2 separate regions of the Homo sapiens genome follow, and region 1 is linked to region 2. The links are chromatin loops, found by intact Hi-C in ENCODE. Cell type or tissue: heart left ventricle. All regions are shown on one strand. Links, peaks and the distances in the headings refer to the core of each region. The heading gives the core; the rest is flanking DNA. Region 1 has its middle 36 kb from the start of GLI3. Region 2 has its middle 68 kb from the start of C7orf25.

The links. Peaks named below come from ENCODE experiments on the same cell type or tissue, not always from the same donor. Only the 100,000 strongest peaks of a DNase experiment are listed, where the experiment ranks them.
Region 1: a loop joins it to region 2, with 6 times the contacts of the local background. A loop is called at or near these places in 2 of 110 quality-filtered maps.

What each region holds. Positions count from the first base shown.
Region 1 is chr7:42,270,403-42,275,789 of GRCh38, forward strand. No RefSeq gene overlaps it. Among named protein-coding and RNA genes, the nearest start is that of GLI3, 36 kb to the left of the region's middle. In heart left ventricle, for the core only: a CTCF peak has its summit at 3,040; no DNase peak of the experiment used is centred there.
Region 2 is chr7:42,841,092-42,846,478 of GRCh38, forward strand. No RefSeq gene overlaps it. Among named protein-coding and RNA genes, the nearest start is that of C7orf25, 68 kb to the right of the region's middle. RefSeq lists a silencer at 2,223-2,302. In heart left ventricle, for the core only: a CTCF peak has its summit at 2,311; no DNase peak of the experiment used is centred there; H3K4me3 peaks cover 263 bases.

The DNA.
Region 1 (5,387 bases), core at 60-5,059, 570 kb before region 2:
TCATATCATTTTCCCCCTTGCTTGTTAAATGATCAAAAATGTAACATAAATACCCAGTAGCCAGTAGGGATTCCATAAAGTGGAAACTTTTAGATATGGCTATTAGCAATGATAATCTTTGAAATAATAGGGCAGTGTGAACTGACCTTGCAGACTGCCTGGTGTGAGCATGGCTTTACCACACATCAGTGGTGAGACTTGGGGCAAGATGCTTACCTTCTCTAAGGCTGAATTTCCTCTTCTGTAAAATGAAAATGATAATAAAATTTAATTTTGAAGAATTATTGTTGGGATTAAATAAGAATAATAATTATTGCAGGGAATCTAAATTAAGCAACTAATCTAAAAGAATTAAAAGGCTGTTTATACAAAGGTGTTTATTTTCCATCATTCGTAATTCAAAAATTTGGAAGTCTGTTAAATGTTCATCAATAAGAGAATCATTAAACAGATTATTGTATAGCTTTTTGGTGGAATGTCTTGCCGCTGTGACACAAACACTTATAAAGATTGTGTGGCAAAATAAAATGAACAGAAATCCTTAAATAACATAAATTGAAAACATAAAACACAAAATTAATGTATCGCATTATTAAAACATAAAATATTAATATGAAAGAAGGGAGAGGGTTCACAAAATGGTAACAGGGTCATTGGGTTATACATTTTTACTATTTTTAAATTTTTCTATTACATTATTATATTGTCTTTATAATTAAAACAGCATTATTATTAATCACTTTTATTTTTCCTATTTATAAAAATGCTTACTTTTGAGAACATAAATAATGCTGAAAATCATGAAGAATCCAACTATTAATCTTAATATTGCCATTAGTATTTTAACTTACATTGTTCCATTTTTATGCATTATATATTATATATTATATGTATGTATATGTATACATATACAAAATAAAGCAATAGTATTGCTTTACTATCAATTTACCTCTCAGTCTGCTTCTCGAGCTCTTGGTTTCATATCTCTTCTTTATCTTTGATCTTTTCACAGAAGTCTATTCTCCTTTTCCCAAGAGCTTTAAATTCCTATGTCCTACTGGGAACACCAATCAGCCTTTTTTTGAAATGTTCTCGTGTGTCTTGTCAAAAATAATTACCAGAGGTGAACTGTGCCTCCCAAACTTCCAAATAATACTTTTTCCTTGTGGTGCTGTATTTCCTCCATAGATACTACACCATTATTGTGGTTGTTTTCTCTTTAATTATCCTTAAATATAGTGAGAATCCCCTGCCCCAGACCCTTGGTCCTGTGCACCTGCACTTGGGTCCATGAAGAGTTCTCCCAGATGGAAGGCAGTGGAGCAGGTCAATGCACTCAATTACTTCCCTTTTCTCATTATTCATCTAGTATGATTCTTCTGGATTTAATTGGAAAATTCACCTGTTCTCTGCTCAGTTCTCTCAAAATTAGGGAAACACGTATATTTTATATAAGTATAGACTCTCTTCAACATATACATCCAGGGAAAACTCCCAGCCCAGGGTCCCCTGTCCCAGGCATCTTTATATCTTGACTCCTACCCATAGCATTTTATGTGAAAGGAACTATCTGCCTGTGGGTAAAATGTATTCTCTTCTGCTTCTTACTTAGGCATAGAACACATATGTGAAGAGTTCACTTCAAAGGCTGGGTTTGTGTAGATGCCTGTGATTCACATTGTCAGAGAATTGACTGTAGGGCTACGTTGCTCTTCAGCTTAGTACCGGAACTGAACTGAAGGAAGCAGTTGCCCCTTAGGAGTGGGCAGGAAGCTCCGCCCATGAAACAGATCTGCTTCTCCATTGAACTGGAACCTCTAAACAAATGTAAAAAGGGAATGCCGATAACTCGTGGAGCACTGAATGGATCTGATGAGCATAAATATGTGTGTCAGAAATCAGTGCCTCGGCAGTAATGGCTATACACATTTCCTTTTTCTCTTTTTCCCATCAGTTACAGAACACATATGTCCCAGCTAGAAGTAGACAGTGAGGGAAGTTTGAACCTTCGTCCTACCTACTTTGTTGTAAAGGGAAATCGTATATTTTGAAGGGCAAAGCATGTACAAACTTGTTCTGCATTTCAATCCAGCCACAACTAAATATGCTTGGTAGTAATTTTTAGGAATACATCTAAGAACTTTCCAAAATGTTGCCTGTGATCCTCGTTTTCAGAGCTGCCTAATTTTTTTTTTCTGGTCAGTGTGATAGAACTGTGGGAGAAAAATGTCAAAAATTTATTTTAAAATTGGAGGTCCCTGTTTTCAATTTAAATACTTTGTTAAACATACTTTAAAAAGTCGTGACCTTTTATAACTTCTCACTAAACTTGATGCAGAAACACAAATAATTCTCAAAAAAAATTAGCTGACAGAATCTTTGAGGAATTTTCACAAACTGTTAAGATTAGTGGAGATAGATGGAAGAAAGAGAACTGGTAGCTTGCCCACCCACCACCTTGTTAAGACACAGCATTCTGGCTCATAAAATTGATGGAAGTAAGGATGAAAGACATTTAAACTCTTCTCCACTCTATGACCCCTGACTCAGAGCCATGATTTGACTCAACCAGAGAACCTGGGGGCCATCACTTTACTCTGTGGGTGCCCTTCCCTGCCATAGGCTTCTACATTGTTTCCTGATACTCAGCAGGAATGGAGAACCAGACTAGCAGTGGTACATTGTATTCAAGCAGATACTTAACAGGATAGGCTTTTATTTATGCTGGTGATGGTGATTCACATGTCAGAGAATCGGCCCCAGGACTGGTGGCTCTTGCACTTACTACCAGAGCCCAACTAGAAGCAATTCCCCTTACCCACAAAACAGATCTTTTGCTGGAGGTGTTAAAAAGTGGATTAAACCACCTGCTAAGTGGACTATCCAGGGAAGATCTTCAAGGTACATACAGGCCCAAGTTAAGGTTATGAATCGAAGAGAAAGGTGTTTTGCTTTGTTAATAATGTCAAAGATAAAGAGACAAAGCTGAGAATGAAACATGAGGCAGAAAGCAGTGCACTGCAACTAAAAGCAGCAAGAGGGAGCAAGGATGCCTGAGAGGATGCCTGTGACTCAGTCTAGAACACAGAGGCAAGGAGCTAGAATCTGCCTCCAGGGTGGGGAGGAAGCCATGCACAGCATTCTGGGGAATGACATTCCCACACTTCCTTGGCCAACGGAGAACCTTGGTCTGATTAAAATGATCTGGATGTAAATCTGCCTCTGCATAGTGAGATGACCAGCCAGAGGAGTCAGGAGATGCCTGTTGCAGGGCAACAGAGTCACACATATTTGGCTTCTTTATGGAGCTCATGGGCAAACATAATTTGGATGGGTCTCCATGTGCAACACTGTTTTAGTTATAATGATATATTCTGGAGAACAATATGATTTTGGTAACTTAGAGAACTACCTTTTAAGGCTCCCTGGCATTTTTGTTTTGTTTTGTTTTTTGGTTAAAGACTCTGTTCTCCCCTTCCCCCACAGCCCTAATCTCAGCGTTCTGAAGTAGGCAAAAGCCTCCCTGTCCCTAACTCCCATTATTACTCTTCAGTAGAAAATAACTTTGGGGTAACAAAGAAGGAAGGATAAAATACACAAATAAACTTGGTAGAAGCATATATGAATTGCTTAATATTTACTGTGAAATTATTAACTTCTATGCAAGGTTTTATATTATGAAATTGTGTTCTGTAAACTTAAAAAATAGTCCAGTAATGTTATTACAGTTAACTTCATGGTATAAACAACGCAAATGCACAGGCATTGTACGAAACAAAAAGTGGGATGATTTTCCATATACGTATTAGTAATAGAAAGTGAGTCATGCTTGAATTGCAAAATATGTATGTGGTAAAGGCCAGTAATTTGAAGTTTTATGTCAGAAAAATTGCTGATCTAGCTGTCTCACCACGCTGTGGGAATAACCAATCAACTCACAACATGATCAGGTCAAGAAGTAATTTATACTTAAAAAAGCAAAAAATGGGAGCAATTACAAATTACAATGAATTTAAGATAGCGAAAAGGAAAAATTAATAACAAAGTACCTGGTCCCCCCAAATGGAAAGTTTCCAGTCTGTATGTGTATGCACAGTAGAGTATTTGTAAAGTTAGAGCCTTGTGTGGCTGCTGTATTTAAAAAAGATACTAATTTAGAATTCTCAGTAAACTCAAAGAACTTGCTAATTTTAGTCCATAAATTATCAAATTTTAGTTATATTTAATATCTCAATTAGGAAGTTATAAAAAATAGCTCTAAGTGGTAAGGTTCTATGGAATTATGAGTCAGCCACCAAAAAGAACTCACAAGTGGACTTTCATATCTCTGAGAAGGTCTGTTAGCAGGTCCCCAGAACTATGCTTGGAGAACCCTTGAGCTGATGTGTCCTCAATTTGGGAGGGAAGACAAAGAAAGGTTTTGCTTGGAGTTAGTACCAACCTTTAAGGCAGAGAAAACTTGACCCATGAGGAATGAAATATAGAATGATGTAATATTCCTGGACCACAAATAGAGAATTGCTCTTTAAAGCACCAAAATTTTTAAGAACCTTTTTTTTACTGGAAATTGTTCCAAAGATGTGCACTAATCATTTCTTTGGCTTTTAACTAGCAGGTACTCATACTAATTATGTGGCCTTTGTCATCACTATTAATATCAGTTGTTGCAAAACGCTGTAATAAAGTGATACCCATAGGGTTTTCTAAGAGTGGGATACTTGCATCTACATTACATAATCACAATCTAGTCCTTTAATCCAGAAGTTTTAATAGTTTTTTTCCCCAGTCCTCTTTCTCACTGTCAGTGCATCAATTCTCACCTTTCACTTTTTCTCTGGTCATCTTGCTAAGCTTTCTAAACTGATGCTTCTGATGTGAATAAAAAACTACTACTGTATAAAGAATTAAGTTTTAAAGCATATTCTAGGCCAAGCGTGGTGGCTCACACCTGCAATCCCAGCACTTTGGGAGGTTGAGTCGGGAGGATTGCTTGAGCCCAGGAGTTTGAGACCAGCCTGGGCAACATAGCAAAACCCTGATGCTGAAAAAAAAAAAAAATTAGCCATGTGTGGTGGCCACTGCCTGTGGTCCCAGTTACTCAGAAGGCTGAGGTGGGAGGATTGCTTGAGCCCAGGAGGTTGAGGCTACAGTGAACTGTGATCATGCCACTGCACTCCAGCCCAAGTGACAGAGCCTGACCCTGACTCAAAAACCAAACCAAAACAAACCAACAGAAAAGCATATTCTAAGTGTGTTTAGATTTTGTGTAAGTAAAAACTCTTAAAAATATTGATTCTTTTATGAATATAATATAGGAAATCAACCACATGGATTCTGAGGAAGTGTTTGATTGCACGAAATAAGGCTCTTTTTGCTTACATAATCAG
Region 2 (5,387 bases), core at 275-5,274:
GTGGCAGTCCTTAAGCCCTTGTGAAGGTACCGTCTCAGCAGCACCAGCTGGGCTGAACAAAGAAACAAAGTGTAGAACAATTTCAGTGCACAGGGCACACTGCTGCTTGATCTTCCCAGCAGATCTATAAGCTGGTTGATAGTGCCTGGTACCTTTCTCCTCCTCATCCTCAGGAGCTGGAAAGTAGCCTCTCTTTATAAAATGTCTGGGATATACCCAGTTTATGGCCTTGCAATATCATTTCTCTCCAAGGGAACCAGAAGAAATGACTGATTCCAGGGCTGGGCCAAAAAAAAGTCCAAGATGAGCCTGACATATCTTGCCATACCAAACTGCAACAAAGCTCTTGGTGAGTACCGGGATCATGACCAAAGTACCCAAAAGTCGATCTGAGTAAACCCCCATTGGGCAAAGATAGCACAGTAACTGCAAAGGGTTGAAACACAAATATGCTTAAATCCATGAATTCATAATGATACCACAACAAAAACATTATTGGTCACCTTTGGCAGATGCTAGGTATATTAGTCTGTTCTCACGCTGCTGATAAAGACATACCTGAGACTGGGTAATTTATAAAGAAAAAGAAGTTTAATTAACTCACAGTTCCACATGGCTGGGGAGGCCTCACAATCATAGCAAAAGGCAAGGAGGAGCAAGTCACATCTTACATGGCAGCAGGCAGGAGAAGAATGAGAACCAAGCAAAAGGGATTTCCCCTTATAAAACCATCAGAGCTCGTGAGACTTATTCACTACTACAAGAACGGTATGGGGGAAACCACCCCCATGATTCAATTATCTCCCACCCAGTCCCTCTCACAACACATGGGAATTATGGGAGCTACAATTCAAAATGAGATTTGAGTAGGGACACAACCAAACCATATCGCTAGGTAATCAGCATATTGTTGAGAAAACTAGTAAATACAGGGAAAGTCTCAAACATTTATCCTGTCTCTCCTATAATATCTGAACCTAAGACAGCCAAGTAGTTGATAAAACAAAGTCTCTTTATAGAAGTGTTCCAGTTAATAAAAAGAATTAGAATATCACCACTTCACAACTGTTCAGTATGAATGATCATAATGGCTGACAACATGATAAAAAGAGAAACAAGTATAGGTTAAATAGAGAGATAGATTATAAACAATAGATGATAGATGAGAGAGAGAAAGAGAGAGAGAGAGATGGCATCTATCCAAGCCTCTAACTATAAACACCCAATTTATAAGAGACAGGAAAACATGTAAAACAACCACCACATGTGAACAACAAAATCAAAATTGTGAGAAATTCTCCAGGACAAAAGATTCAGCTTCTTCAACAACAATAACACATGAATCATGAGAGACATAGGAGAAATGTCAATAAATCACAATGTTTAGGCTATATTTGGATTATGATTAAAACAAACTATTGAAAAATTTACCTTACCATCACAAAGCAGATGAGAAAGAAAGAAAATGAAATTTTAAAAAAAAATTTACCTGATAATCAGAAATCTGGGAACACTGGATAGTCGATGCTAAGGAATTAATTATGTGAGTGTGACAATAATATTGTGGTCATCTTATCTTTGAGAGGCACATATCAAAGTATTCCGATGTGATGTCTGAGATTTAGTTCAAAATAACATTGAAGAGGGTAGAGTTGACAAAATACTTCCCAGACATTCTTGGTTGTAATTGTGTATGGTATGTATGAATAAGTAATGATACATCGGGTCCACTGTACTGTTTTTTCTACATATATTTGAAATTTTCAATAATATAACAGTTTTTTAATAAACTCAAAGACTCCTATGAAATAGCCTCCTTTCTCTTCCAAACTTGGGGACAAATTATATTTAGTGATATTATAAGATCTGACCAGAAGCGGTGGCTCACGCCTGTAATCCCAAACACTTTGAGAAGCCGAGGCAGGAAGACCTCTTGAGACCAGGAGCTCAAGACCAGCTTGGTCAACATAGCGAGAGCCCATCTCTTTTTTAAAATAATAATTTTTTAAATTTTCTTAATAAAATAAAATAGAGCAAATGCAGCCTGGGGCTTATTTGCAAATCTAATCCTTTCTTTAGCTGCAAAAACGACCTGTTCCACACAAGCCATACAAGAGAATCTTGCAATGTTCTTCTACTTAAATTTAAACTGTCACAAATTTTTAGTGCCACCTCAGATGACTAGATTTGGTGGTCTTGTCGGAAAAGGGGCGTACATTTGGCTAAAACGTGACTGTTGTCCTTGCCGCAGCGCCATTAATATGAGAGGGGCGACTGGGCTGTACAGAAAAGGCTTAAAGCTCCCCTGTGCGGTCAGTGTGGGTTAAAACAAGCCGTGCCTCTCGCTCCACGAGCTGGGTGCCTCCTTATCCCCTCAGTCCTAAAGACAGCTGTAGCCAGAGATTTTTTTGAGAATTCATTTTGCTAAGTCTGATACCCTCTTAAAGGTTAATCCAAACCTCCCATCCTAATAATTATAATAAATTAATTTCTCAAGAAATTATTTTTCTTTGGAAGAGAACAACCACCCAAAAATCTTCAATAACAGTATTTCTAAAATGTTTCGATACTTCATATGTGTTTACAGTCTTACAGTGTCAACTTTTGCAGAGACACAGTAGAGTTCACAAAGATACATGAAGCGCAGTTGATATGGAAGGAAGGAAAATGCAAGTGAGGTTGGGGTAAAAGAAGAGAAAAATAATTAATTAAATAAAACAAAACAAGAAAAGGGCCTGGCATAGACCAACGATGTGAATGAACTGAGCAGGATAATTAGCACAAATGTCTGTGATTGCAGTTGGAAGGGAAGAGAGGAAGGATGGAAGCAAGGGTAGAGTGATGGATCCAAAAATAATAGAATCTCACCTCCATACAATGTGACTTCATCTCTCTGATCTTGTTTCTCCAGAAAAAAATGGAATAACCTCACCCTCACACCCCACCCAGTTGTACCCCTGTTGTGATTATTCAATGACTGGGCCTCTGAAAAGCATCCGGCACATAGCAAGAATCTACTGTTAACTCTCTTTTCTCCTCTTTCTGCATCTGTGCTGTCACCTTATGCTCCTGGTTCTTGGGTCCCTGCCTAGCTAACCTTCCCAGCACGCCCCAGGACAAGCTCCTCCAGGCATCTTTTAAGGCAAGGGTGTAAATGGGGTTCAGTATATGCAAAGGATATCTACTGCCACACACATGGACTCACCTCTGCAAGATGAACTTTTGCTCCAGGGTCTGCAGGTCTGTAGGTTGCACCTCAGAGCAACAAATGGCAGTGGTGCCCCTTTATGGGGTCCAGTTCAACCTGCATCAGAGTCATCCACTCTGTTCTTTAAAGGTAGATTCCTGGGTAGGAAGCCCAGAAATACACACAGTTAGCCAACTCTCCAGACGATTTGATGCACAGAAGAGTTTGGGAACCAGTTATAGAGTGGGAATGAGATAAACAGGCTAGAATCACAAAGTTTGGGGGCTTTTTTCATGCAAATGTTTGAAAATATTAATTGTTCAGCTCTTTACTGATCAGAAATATGTCCAGATTAAAATACCACATAAAAAGTAACACTGGTCCACAGTCCTCTTATCTGAAATTCTGAGGCTCACAAAGCCCTCACAGCTACATTAAAACAAATTCATGTGGCTGCAAAACCTGAACTGGACTGATGAGAGACTATTCATATTATTTACATATCTCACCTGATGCAACTATTTGTGTTTCACTGCTGAAATATTTATATTTTTAGAAGATGCTGCCCCAAATACCATTGGGAGTATATAACACATGTTATATGCCTTTTCCTGAAATTCAAAATATTCTGAAATCCAAACTACATCTGGCTGCAAAGATTTGAGATATGGGATTGTGGGTCTGTTCTAAAAAAGAATAGAGCATATTAAATACTTTCTTCTCAAGCAACTGTTCTTCATTATACCCTGGTTAATGCTAGTTTCTTCCCACTCCTTTGGAAGCATCTGAGGCCCCCTAGCATCAGAAACATCCTAGAGCTCTCTTGGATGAGCTGCTGCAGCCCCCTACCTAGTAGAGTATGAATCAGCCACGTTTGGCTTGCATACCTGTCAATAAGGAGCTCAAGTCACCTTCTTTCTCTGCTAAGTCTCTAGAGAAAAACTAGCTTATTGGAGCTTTCTTAGCATTATCACCAGAGCTTGCCAATTTTTCCCAGCAGAAAGCTCTTCCTACAAAGCAAATAGGAGGCAACCCCACTGCCCTTCACTCTGGCCTTCTCAGATCAACAGAGCAATCATGTCATTGGGGCCAAGACAATGGTGTGTGTCACCAGACCTGATCCCTGCATTCAATTCTCACTCTGTCCTTAGAGCAGGTAAATTCTGCAAGCCTCAACTTTCTCCTCTGTGGAACAAAGGAATATACTTTTCCAGGACAATGCTCCTTATCCTCAGCAACCAGCATTGGAAATTAGGCAGTCTCAGCCCCTGATCTGAGAACTAAACTCATAAAAACAATGCAGATCTGTTGAAACATGTCATCTGCCCTTCAAAAGAAGTGATACTTCCCAAGCAGAAATAGGCCAGGCATGGTGGCTCACGCCTGTGATCCCAGCACTTTGGGAGGCTGAGTTGGGTGGATCGTGAAGTCAGGAGATTGAGACCGTCCTGGCTAACGCGGTGAAACCCCATCTCTACTAAAAATACAAAAAATTAGCCAGGCATGGTGGCAGGTGCCTGTATTCCCAGCTACTTGGGAGGCTGAGGCAGGAGAATGGCGTGAACCCAGGAGGCAGAGCTTGCAGTGAGCCAAGACCGCGCCACTGCACTCCATCCTGGGTGACAGAGAGAGACTCCCTTTCAAAAAAAGAAAAAGAAAGAAAGAAATGACCAAACAACAGAACACTCTAATCTTCAGACAGGCCATCTGAACTAAAGACTATGTGAACTAGGTGATATGAAATGTACAAAAGGCAAATCAAGATTTGTCAGTGGTCTCCTGTGCTTCTCAGGGGAGCAGTATGAACCATTAGAAGAGTTTGGTCATGTGCCCATGTGCCAGGCTCTAGGCAACTTCTAAGGATACCTGTGCTTCCTGAGTGTCTTCATCTCCTGATACTATATGATTAGCTGACAAAAACATTCTGCTCAGCTTGGTAGTCACAGTTTTTCCTAAAGACTACTACATGATGATTCCCGTCCGTCATCATTTTCTTGTGAGTTTTGCTTATGTCCTACAACGTGAAGGAGATTGAATTTACAGATTTACAGAATTGAGACCTACACCCAGCCATCATCTGTGACAACTGCCCCCTTGGCCCAACCTGCCTCCTCTATTTGCATCAGGAACAAACCATCTTTGTCTGATTTTTCAGTGCAGTTCCCCAGGCTTTTCTCAAGGTCTTACTATTTTAGAACTT